Linked DNA regions of Homo sapiens: region 2 is linked to region 1. Evidence: chromatin contacts called from ENCODE Hi-C or POLR2A ChIA-PET data. All regions are on one chromosome and are shown on one strand. Each heading gives the region's core, a stretch centred on a gene start or an enhancer-like site at or near the end of the contact. The rest is flanking DNA. Distances are from core to core; before and after follow the strand shown.

Region 1 (6,052 bases), core at 2,508-5,007:
ATACCCTTGGGAGGCCCTGGGTGAATACATGGCCAAATATTTATCATCAAAAGTTGCCAGCCCTTAGAGAAATGGCCTCCGTCTTCATCTTTCAATCAAATGTCACTTTATCAAACAACAGAGCCACAACATTTTTAAAAGGACAAAGACTGAAACGTCACCCATGACAAACATTTTGGAAACAAGATTTTCTAAAATGGAGAAAATAGAGGAACACATAGTTCGTGGTCATAGGCTGGCCACACCACCTGCCACTTCATTAGTCTTTGCCTGGGGACTTTTTGTTTCCTGATAATCATTAATATATATTTTTATGGGTTGTTTACTGGCTACATTTAATAGATGACAAAAAGGACAGTCTGAATATGTTGTTTTCCATCAACTGGAACATACCACTCACGTTTTCCGTATTTTGTATGAGAATCTTCATTCTGAAGTTTTGCAGTAAGCATTTTGAGTGAATGGACACATTTTAGGACTGACCACATAAATCAAGAGATGGATGTACATTCTTATTTCATTTTATTTTTTAGTTTTTAATTTTTTTTAGACAGAGTCTTACTCTGCCATTCAGGCTGGAGTGCGGTGGCAAGATCTCAGCTCACTGCAACCTCTGCCTCCCAGGTTCAAGCAATTCTCCTGCTTCAGCCTCCCGAGTAGCTGGAATTACAGGTGCGCACCACCACACCTGGCTAACTTTTTTGTATTTTTAGTAGAGACAGGGTTTCACCATGTTGGCCAGGCTGGTCTCAAACTCCTGACCTCAAATGATCCACCTGCCTCGGCCTCCCAAAGTGCTGGGATTACAGGTGTGAGCCACCATGCCCGGCCAGCATTCTTATTTTAGAAGTCAAAAATTCACACATCATTTTGCTTTCCAGATACACTCGGTGTTTCCAGTTCTTAGTACATTCTTCCAGATTTCGTCTGTGTTTCTGTGCAAGTGTGTGGCCAAGTGTGCGCATACCCACACTGTGCTGTCTGTTACTCACTGTGCCTCTTTCACTTGACTCTACCTGGGACATCTTTTCTCGTCAGTTCATAAAAATCTGTCTGATGAGAGGACTTTTTAAGATGACTCATCAGGCCAGGCGCAGTGGCTCATGCCTGTAATCCCAGCACTTTGGGAGTCTGAGGCAGGTGGATCACCTGAGGTCAGGAGTTCGAGACCAACCTGGCCAACATGGCGAAACCCCGTCTCTACTAAAAATACAAAAATTAGCTGCGTATGGTGTCAGGCACCTGTAATCCCAGCTACTTGGGAGGGTGAGGTAGGAGAATTGCTTGAACCTGGGAGGCGCAGGTTGCAGTGAGCTGAGATCGTGCCATTGCACTCCAGCCTAGGCAACAAAAGTGAGACTCCATCTCAAAAAAAAAAAAAAAAGACGACTCATCAGACACATTTTTGGGTCAGGCTCAAATGAAGTTCATGATTGCAAGGGTATTCTAGACTGACCCAAAGATTTTCTCCCCAACACCAAAAACTGGAAAACAGCCTGACAGTCATTAATTCCTGAGGGAACAGCTGACTCTTCTGAGACCATCTACTCTCTGCCCACAACCTCTCCTGCATACCCCAGCTGTGGCTCTGCTATTCATCCCAAATGTCCTGGCCAGGCCCACCCACTTGGCCAAAAAGTTGACTTCCCAGCCAGACCTGGTTGATCAATTGGCCACTATCCTTACAGGAAAAGTCTGAGTTATGAGAAAAAAAAAACTAATTTCTTCCAAAATATAAAAAGAAAACTGCATGATCAAAGTGAATAAATGTTTAATTAAATGCCTGCAAAGTGGAACACTATGTCAGCTTCCTTAATTGATACATTCAGTATTTTTAAAAATTTCATTACATTTGCAAAACAAATTGAAAGTAGCATTTCCTCCTTTGCAAGAATTCTTGAGGAGTGTGTGGTGATTGCCAAGAAATAACAAGTTGCTCATGTACTATTATTTTAAAAAGAAAAATTATCAAAACCATTTAAAAATATTTTGCAATATTAAAAATACACATGATCCTGATCTGATCACTATACATTAAATGTATCAAATCATCACTATGTATTCCATAAATATGTGCAATTATTATGTGTCAATTAAAAATAAACAAATAAATAATACACATATGTGTGCATATATGTGTATATACATACATATACTCAGTGTGGGCTGTTTGATGTGTTATTGGAACAAGGTCTTTAAAAGTAAGCTGAGGGGCACTTTGGGAGGCTGAGGCAGGCGGATCACAAGGTCAGGCAATCGAGACCATCCTGGCTAACATGGTGAAACCCCCTCTCTACTAAAAATACAAAAAATTAGCCGGGCGTGGTGGTACGCGCCTGTAGTCCCAGCTACTCGTGAGGCTGAGCTAGGAGAATCACTTGAACCCAGGAGGCGCAGGTTGCAGTGAGCCGAGATCATGCCACTGCACTCTAGCCTGGGTGACAGAGCAAGACTCCATCTCAAAAAAAATAAAAAAAAATTAAAAAATTAAAAAAGAAGCTGAGGGGCTGGGCGTGGTGGCTCACGCCTGTAATTACAGCACTTTGGGAGGCCATGGTAGATTAATCAGTTGATGTCAGTAGTTCCAGACCAGCCTGACAAACATGGTGAAACCCTATCTCTACTAAAAATACAAAAATTAGCTGGGCATGGTGGAGGGCACCTGTAATCCCAGATATTGGGAAGCTAAGGCAGGAAAATCACTTGAACCCAGGAGGCAGAGGTTGCAGTGAGCCCAGATCGCGCCACTGCACTCCATCCTGCGTGACAGAGCAAGACTCCATCTCAAAAAAAAAAAGTAAGCTGAGGGCTCAAGGGCCACACAGGTCTTCAAGAGGCCCAGCCCGGGATCCGCACACCCGAGAACCCTGTGCTGAGTCAGGATCCCCTTCTGTGGACACAAGATAGGAGTGGTGCTGTCAAGAGGAAGTTCTAAAAATAGACCCTAACATGTAGGGCAGAATATTAGTGGTTCTGAGAACTAGCAGAATCAGAGGCAGAAATGAGACATGTGACCAAAATGAAACCCCACAGCCCAAAGGGTATCTCCCTGGCTCCCCTGGGCCCTCTAGAAAAACTAGCAAAAAACTAGAAAAGCTAGTAAAACTCTTATCATTGGAGCCAGTGGCATTATTGGCCTCTATCCCCACTAAAATGTGAGTAACTTCAAAAGAAAATGCTCTTTTTTTCTTCCTCCAAAAACTTAAAGTGTAACATGTATAAAGAGAATGCATCTTTTTTTTTTTTTTTTTAAGACAGAGTCTTGCTCTGTTGCCCAGACTAGCATGCAGTGGCACAATCACAGCTCACTGCAGCCTCGACCTCCTGGGCTCAATCGATCCTCCCACCTCAGCCTCCTGAGTAGCTGGGACTACTTCCCTAGGGGTCCTAAGGAACCCACCCAGGGGTGTGCTGGGCAGTGTGTAACCACAGCTCTCTGAAAACAAAAGCCCTTAAATCCCTGATGGGTAGAATTGCCAGTTCTCATGGTGTCCCTACTCCCACCATGGTGACCAACATGAAGGTGTGGACGTGGAACTGTGAGGAGAGGAGCATGGTCAGCTTTTTTGAGCTGGTATGAGCTAGCTTCAGCACATCACTGCATCCCCCAGATGTGAAATCTGAGGAGTAAATATCCAGGAATTCAGAGAAATCCTGGGAAATTGGGCACGTCTTTCCTTTCTCAATAGTTCCCCAAAAGATGAGAGGAGCATCCCTGGCTGCAAATCAGGTAAGTTCCTCTCAGGGTGCAGCTGACCCTGATTCCCACCTTGAGTCCCTTTTGCAATGGGGAGGAAGTGAGAGCAGTGGCTCTACCCAAACCAAAGCTTGGGGGTGTCGCACCTTGGGTGGGACTGGCTCCACAGTGTACCAGCTGTGTGACCCCGGCTGAGTCTCCCTGACCTCCGGTTGTTTCTCTGCAGAATGAGTGGGCACAAGGAGGATGAAGAGGGCTCGGGGCACCGCCTGGCATGGATGATGCCATCTGTCAAGGAGAGTCACTGGTAGTGTTTGAGTCCTTAAGCGCACTCACTCCAGGGGAAATGGTGAAGTGGATGGCCATTGTCCTGGGAATCTTTGGGACTGTACATGACGATCATTGGGGCTCTTTTGTTTTTCTAGCCCATCAATGACTGACTTCAGACCCAGCAGAATAAGAAAGCCTTAAACTAGTAGCTTTATGTTCTTTTTCTGGATCTTCCTCTAAATTCTGCAAAGTAAGTGGCAGTGATCCATTTTATAGATGAAGAAACTAAGGCCCAGAGAGGCAATATCATGTCTGGCCTTGCTTCTCTGTGACTTATTTGACTTCTTCCTTTGGAGACCCTGAGAGCCAGGCAAACGTTCTCTAGGACAGACAGGCAGGAAGGTCAGAGGTGGGGGTGGAGGCACTGCTTCCACCCCACCCCCTGCAGAAGAGGCAGGAGTCAGCTGGGACAGAAGGGGCAGACCTGTGAGAGGCCTAATTACGCATCCTCTTTCCTGCCCTCCCTGTGGCATCTTTCCTGTTCCTTGGGAAACACTCTAAGATGGACATAGGTGGGCAGACAGTTTATTGTGTGCCCTGGAGTCAGGACACACAAGGAGAAGGAGGGAGTGGCGGTGGGAGAAACTGGGCTGTGATACAGTCCCAACAAAGACCTTGGCCAAGCCCTGGAGGAGCGCTGGAGCTGGGCTGGACGCTGACAGCTGCCCTGAGTTGGGACAAGAGTACCTGGCCTTTATGCCTTTATATTGACCAGTCATTGGATTTGGGCTGAATTGCTCCCAAAGAGGGCTTAGCTGAGGGACAACCACTGGGGTGCAGGCCCTTCAGTCCTGGAGGAGTCTGGGTAGCACCATGCCTAGTCCAAGTGGAACCGGTGTCTCCACGAGAGGCAATTTCCCTCTGAGTCTTGGAGGCCACATTCCTGAGAGAGAGAGTGTCATGACCCCACTCACTTGTCTGACCCAAGCTACCCAGGTCAAGGGGCACTGGCCAACCCATGGATTGACCAGTGTTTAGGTGAGGCATGCAAGAGTCTCCAAGCTAAATTAATTAATAAATTTAGAGACAAGGTCTCACTCTGTCACCCCGGCTGAGTCTTGTCATTCCTACAGGTGAATTGGTAGAGGAGGGACACAACCTGTTGGCTTCAGTGTGGGAAAAAGGTACAAAGAGGGCATGTGTCACCTGTCTGCCTCCCTCTCCCAGGTGAGCAGCTCCTGAGGAACGCATGCCTGGATTCGGGATCTCATATAGTGTCTGCCCTGGGAAGGCCCCCAACAGCTCCACCCTTTCCTGAAGAAGAGGAAGGAGGTGGGTATCTTTGGAGGCCCCAGTCCCATCTCATAGCACAGTACACAGGGGCATCTGCAGGACTAGAGGGACGGCTCCCCTGCCTCGCACCCCCTCCTCCCCACCCCATGAGAGAGGTGGGGCTCAAGAACCCCCACACAATGTCTTCATTGACACTTGTGGCCAAGTCAGCTTCTGGGTGCCATGGAAACCTCTCTTGGGAGCCCTGAGGGAAAGCAACAGCCCAGCCCTCCCACACTAAGCTCATTGTCCCCTGAGCAGTGAGAGCAGCCCCTTATCAGCCCCTTCCCAGGCCTGCAGATCCTGGCTTCCACCCCATCAGCAACATGAGCTTTCCTCTTGCCGGCCAGGCCTGGGGAGCTGGAGGGGTCTCATCAGTCACAGAATCCACCACCTGGGATCCTGTACTCCTTGGCCCCTTCCTTATTCCCCATGAAATCAAAGGCAGCCCCAGTAGTGAGGCAAGAGAGCTCATTTTTTAGTTGCACTAAAAATTTTTTTAGTGCTCATTTTTTAGCCCATTTTTTAGTTGTGCTGAGCCTTGAGAGTGGAGGGGGCACCAGGCAGAGAGAGGCCCCTCCCTCTGTTTGGGGCATACTTATGCCCTGAGCCAGCCACAGTGTCCCTCAGGCCTGCAGGAAGAAGGCCAGGCTCTGGAATAAATCCATCTGGGCCACCCCATGCCTGGTTCTGGCTTCAGGCTCCACTCATTCTTTTCTCCTCCCCCAAGTCCTGGAAACTTCCCCAGAAGTC
Region 2 (6,052 bases), core at 1,626-4,125, 200 kb after region 1:
TGTCTCAAAAAACAAAAGTATTCCATTGATTCTGTAATCAAAATAAAACACGTTAAATATTAAGCATGGTATTAATACTCCATGTATACTCCAGAATTAATATGTTCGTATTAATACTATTAGCATCTTATTGCAATATCGTGGAAACTAACTTTTCTATCTTCTATTGGATTTGCAAAGTATTCCAAGTCTTAACTGGGTAATTTATTACAATATGTATTCTCTCTAGAGGTAGACTGCGCTATGACTTGTAGCATGGAGAGATGGACTTGAAAATTATCTGAAAGCAATAGTTATGTTTGTATATGTTCTATGTTCTATGGTTTTTAGGGGACTACAGTAATTACATATGTTTCATATCTCTTTCACTTAGCTTCCAGAGCAGTCTCCCGTTTTCTTTAGTAATTTTAGCAATTGAATTGCTGCCTCCCTGCCCACTGCTGTCATGCCCAGTGGTGCCGGTGTGATGACTTTTCTAACACCCTTGTCTTTGAACTTCTTAATGCCAGTGAACGCTTTCATCCTGCTTCAGTCATGTGGTGCCCGTGTGATGACTTTTCTAACACCCTTGGCTTTGAATTTGTCAATGCCAGTGAATGTTTTCATCCTGCTTCAGTCATGTACGTCACAGCCACAACTTGCGCCTGAACATCATTAGCAACCTCTCTAGCTTCAAGATCTCAAACCTCAAAATTAGCCTCCCAACCCCTCATAACCTACGTGGAGAGTCCTCACTCTCCACTTGGAAGTTGTCAATATTTTTGCTTTAAAATGTTATCAGGCAGGCCAGGCGCTGTGGCTCACACCTGTAATCCCAGCACTTTGGGAGGCTGACGCGGGCGGATCACCTGAGGTCAGGAATTCGAGACCAGCCTGGCCAACATGGTGAAACCCCGTCTCTACTAAAAATACAAAAATTAGCTAGGCTTGGTGGTGCGCGCCTGTAATCCCAGCTATGTGGGAAGCTGAAGAAGGAGAATCACTTGAACCTGGGAAGCAGAGGTTGCAGTGAGCCAAGATCACACCACTGCACTCCAGCCTGGGGGACAAAGCGAAACTCCGTCTCAAAAAAAAAAAATTTGTTACCAGGGGCTGGGTGTGGTGGCTCATATCCCGGCATTTTGGCAGACTGAGGTGGGAGGATCACTTGAGCCCAGGAGTTTGAGACCTGCCTGAGCAAAAGAGTGAGACCTCTCCCAGCACTTTGGGAGGCCGAGGCGGGCGGATCATGAGGTCGGGAGATCGAGACCATCCTGGCTAACACGGTGAAACCCCGTCTCTACTAAAAAAAATAATAATAATACAAAAAATTAGCTGGGTGTGGTGGCAGGCACCTGTAGTCCCAGCTACTTGGGAGGCTGAGGCGGAGAATGGTGTGAACCCGGGAGGCGGAGCTTGCAGAGAGCCAAGATCGCACCACTGCACTCCAGCCTGGGCAACAGAGCGAGAGTCTGTCTCCAAAAAAAAAAAAAAAAAAAAAAAAAAAAAAAAAAGTGAAACCTCATCTCTATAAACAATTTTTTTAAATTAGCAGGGGATGATTGTGCATGCCTGTGGTGCCAGCTACTTGGAAGGCTGTGGTGGGAGGATCCCTTGAGCTCAGGAATTCCAGGCTGCAGTGATTGCACCACTGCACTCAGACCCTGTCTCTAAAAAACAAAATTTAAATCAAGTCACTCACTTGTTCAAAAATGTGCAGTGAGGCCAGGCTCAGTGGCTCACACCTGTAATCCCAGCACTTTGGGAGGCCAAGGTGGGAGACCTGTTTGATTCCATACCAAATAATTGAGACCACCCTGGGCAACATAGTGAGACCTAGGTCTCTACAAAAAATTTAAAAATTAGCCAGGTGTGTGCCTGTAGTCTCAGCTACTCAGGAGGCTTAGGTGGGAGGATTGCTTGAGCCTAGGAGGTCGAGGCTGCAGTGAGCTGTGATCGCACCACTGCACTCAAGCCTTCGCAACAGACCAAGACCTAGTCTCAAAAAAAAAAAAAAGTGCGCAATGACTCCCGTTGCCAATTCAAAGAGCTTTTATGAATGTTTCAATATACTTGTCTAGCGTATGTGCCTGTTTTTGGACTCAAAGTGGCCACCATAGGTGGGAGATCAAGTTGGCAACAATAGTGTTCCAAGGTAATACACCCTATATCTTGCTCTGTACCCCAGGCTGGAGTGCGGTGGCTCAATCTTGGCTTGCTGCAACAACCGCCTCCCAAGTTCAAGCGATTCTCCTGCCTCAGCCTCCCGAATAGCTGGAACTACAGGCGCGCGCCACCACGCCCGGCTAATTTTTTGTACCCCTTAGTAGAGACGGGGTTTCACCCTGTTAGCCAGGATGGTCTCAATCTCCTGACCTCGTGATCTGCCCGCCTCGGCCGCCCAAAGTGCTGGGATTACAGGCGTGAGCCACCGCGCCCGGCAAGAATTTTTTTTTTTTTTTTGAGATGGAGTTTCGCTCTTTCGCCCAGACTGGAGTTCAGTGGCACGATCTCTGCTCACTGCAACCTCCGCCTTCCGGTTTCAAGCGATTCTCCTGCCTCAGCCTCCCAAGCCCGGCTACTTTTTGTATTTTTAGTACAGACGGGGGTTTCATCATGTTGGCCAGGCTGGTCTCGAACTCCTGACCTTGTGATCCGCCCGCCGCGGCCTCCCAAAGTGCTGGGATTACAGGCGTGAGCCACCGTGCCCGGCCCCAAGAATTTTTTTTAATAAGAAATTTTGTAGAACCTTCTATAGGCAGTCGTTTTACAGCGGCGAAGAACGGAACCCGGCAGATGACATTGAATAAATGTTGAGTGGACAACTTTGTTCTTTTCCTCTTCCTTGACTCCGCCTCCTTGCTTTCCCTTCATTCTCTTTTGCTCTTGTGCTTTTAAACCCAAAGCGGCCGCCGTAGGCGAAGGTGAAGATGGCTGCCTCTGCCTTTGCTGGTGCAGTGAGAGCAGCTTCAGGTCAGTGGAGAGCGACATACTCCATGCATGCCTTCACAGAAGGGGAAACTGGTGCGGGATGGAATGGGCGTTTAGACTGGAGGTTAACAAGCAAAAAGGGTCATTATTTAAGTTAAGAAGGTTGCGCCCAATTTTCTCTGGGGCGGTGTGACCGGCAGCCCGTACCAAGTCCCCCGACTCGGACTCACGCGGGCCTGTGTGTCACGCATTTGCCGCTTCCTTACCAGCTTTTTTTCCCTAGAAAAGAAGCCAGAGAAACTGGAACGGAGGGGGCGAGGGAAACCAAAAAGTCTCACCTAACTTTCTGATTTAGAGGCTACGACCTGCCATTCACGACCTTTAACCTTGAGAATTAATGTCTCCTAACTTAAGATTCTACACCTCTAAAATGGGGGTCATAACCACCTACCTGGGGATTAAATGAGATAATGCACGTAAAGCGTTTTGGGCAGTGCCTGACACATGGTAAGCTTGAAGGCTAATTTAATTTTTAACTACAGCCCCCGGCACAAGGGCTGGTATGAGGACTTCTTGACTGAGAGATAGCAGAAGTAAAGGCGACTAAATTAAGTTGCCGTGACGTTAAGTACTTTTTGCAAAAAGTTAAAAATCATCCAAATACCATAGGATGCTCAGTAAGTTACTTTCACACAAAATATATTGTTAGGATAACATTTTGTGGGAGAATATACGAGATCAGTCAAGAAAATGCAGCGATGTAAATTTTACCGTTAGAGAAAAGCTTTTTTTATGTGGAGTATTTTTTGTGTTCGCGAAATATAATACATATGAAGAAAATTTTATATAGTATGCATGAATGATTTAACAGTTCTAAAGCAAACACCTGTTTAACACTCAGGTCAAAACAGTGCACTACCAGAAGCCTCCTCTCCCCTATGTATCAAAATTCTCTACTTCCCCCCCAGATATAAACACTGTTCTCATTTTTATAGTTACTATTAGGTTGCCTATTTTTCCTATAGTAGTTTTAGCATCCATATGTGCATCTCAAGAACATAGTTTTGCCTGGTTTTGAACTTCACATGAATTGGTTCATACAGTATATACGCTTTAGTATCTTCTTTTACATTGTGAGATTCATTCATTCATTTTGCGTAGCTGTAATGCTTTCTCATTGCTATATAATTCTTTTTTTTTTTTTGAGACGGAGTTTCTCTCTTGTTGCCCAGGCTGGAGTGCAATGGCACGATCTGGGCTCACTGCAACCTCCTCCTCCCAGGTTTAAGTGATTCCCTTGGAGTAGCTGGGATTACAGGCATGCGCCACCACGCCCAGCTAATTTTGTATTTTTAGTAGAGTTGGGGTTTCTCCATGTTGGTCAGGCTAGTCTGGAACTCCTGACCTCAGGTGATCCGCCCGCCTCGACCTCCCAAAGTGCTGGGATTACGGGTGTGAGCCACCCTGCCCGGCCTGCTGTATAATATTATATGACTGTGCCACAATTCTCCATTTCCAGTTTGGGGCAATTATGTACAAAGCTGATTGATCTCATCCTGGCGCATGAGTCCAATTGTTTCTGAGGATGTGGGTATGTGTGAAAATCGCTGTGGAATTGCCTGGTCAGAGAATATGTATATATTCAGCATTGCCTGATATTGCCAAACTGTTGAGGCCCCACATCCTCACCAACACCTGATATTGATATTGTCAATAGATATTGTCAGACCTACAAATTTTTGTTAATCTGGTGGCTTTGTAATGGTATCTCATTGAGATTTAAATAAGCATTTCTCTGATTAATAACAAGCTATAGTGTGTTTCACATTTTTATTGGCCTTTTGAATTTCCTTTATGAAATATCCACTTAAATATTTTGCCCATTTTCCTATTGGATTGTTTGTCTTATTTATTTAGAGTATTTTTTGTTTTGTTTTTGTTTTTCATTTGTGTGTGTCCTTTAGCTTCTCCCACTCAGGCTTGTCTTTTTTACATTATTTTGGAGTGCCCTTTGACGAAAAGTTGTTTTTCATCTACTTGAATTTATAGTTCTTGTAATTTTTAAATAGATGATGTAGGTAGTTATCAACTTACTATTAATTTAGATTCTACTGAAAACAATTTAAAGAGTGATGTGACAGCTTATTTTAAAATGTCAGTATTTTAAATATGCTGGAAATTATAGCCTTTTTAACAATTTAAACTATTTGATATTTTAGATATTAAGAATTTGTGAAAGGGTAGTTTTTCAAAATTCTTTTAGGAAACATAGGATCAGAAATCTTGAAGACTCCTGGTTTCGATACTGTCACAGTCTCCTCCACTCCCATCCAGTGCAGTTCATGTCCCCCATTCATTCCTTTGATTCATGCCACATAGGGCCATTGTAATTCCCCAAATGTACATCGTCACCTTTGTACGTCCTATTCCCTCTGTCTCTTCGTACTCTGTCAAAACTCTGGTTTTGCGTTACCTCTTTTGTGAAAACATCTGTATTCTCTATACAACAGTGTGTTTAGAGTAGACTAGTCTGTATGAAAATGCCCAGACGGGGCAGAGGACTGAAGGAAATTAGTTACTTTCCTTGATGTACTGCACTTTTGTTAACAAAGCTAGACTGTTAGGTTTCCCTCACAGGCTTAATCACATGATTGATCCACCAGAAGGCGCAGTAGATAGAGCCTCCCCACATATTTTCCCATGAACTGCTCTCAACCAAGATCCCAGTTCCTGTTGTTCCCGTAACCATTTTTTCTAACTTCAGTGTATTTATTCCTGATTTCATCTTGTTGGTTTTGATCTGTTTTTCTCTCTTACTAAGATCACTTGGAGTTCTGATACTCTGTGTCTTCACAAATACATTAACAAGCCATTGTTCCCAGCTTGCTTTTTGGGAAAATTGATAAATATGTCTTATGCAGCCTCAGGATCTTCATAAAAATTGAGAACAAAAGAATTTCATAGGTTTTAATTTTTTAACCAAGAGATACCAAAATCTGATGACGTGTGAAAATTGGAACATTTTCTTGTCTACAGTCCTCCAATGCACTTAATCTTCCAAAGATTACCTCCTGCCTTATTACATCTGCACATCTTTTCAGTTCTTTGCGATTTAACTTATTTGATTTCCAAGGCCCTATGT

Evidence for each region. A loop is a pair of places that touch in the nucleus more often than their neighbours do. ChIA-PET counts read pairs that join two places held with the same protein, here RNA polymerase II (POLR2A). Pooled maps may share reads with other maps.
Region 2: a map with no recorded cell type shows a loop between it and region 1 (4-fold over the local background). The contact joins the promoter of MRPL35 here to the enhancer-like site in region 1. A Hi-C loop is called at or near these places in 7 of 37 single-sample maps with no recorded cell type and 8 of 50 pooled maps. POLR2A ChIA-PET finds 5 or more read pairs at or near these places in 1 of 52 experiments (A673).

What each region holds. Positions count from the first base shown.
Region 1 is chr2:85,991,219-85,997,270 of GRCh38, forward strand. All of the region lies in intron 2 of LOC105374843 (a long non-coding RNA gene), which reads right to left. Among named protein-coding and RNA genes, the nearest start is that of ST3GAL5-AS1, 100 kb to the left of the region's middle. RefSeq lists a cis regulatory region at 2,660-3,173 and enhancers at 2,914-3,103, 3,144-3,323. Within about 2 kb of position 3,758, at least 20 of the 41 ENCODE cell types and tissues checked have a DNase peak (open chromatin) inside an H3K27ac peak, as active enhancers do.
Region 2 is chr2:86,196,582-86,202,633 of GRCh38, forward strand. It overlaps MRPL35 (mitochondrial ribosomal protein L35), which reads left to right and starts at 2,876. Exons shown (of 4, transcript NM_016622.4): 1 at 2,876-2,952. The coding sequence starts at 2,910. RefSeq lists an enhancer at 2,695-2,964.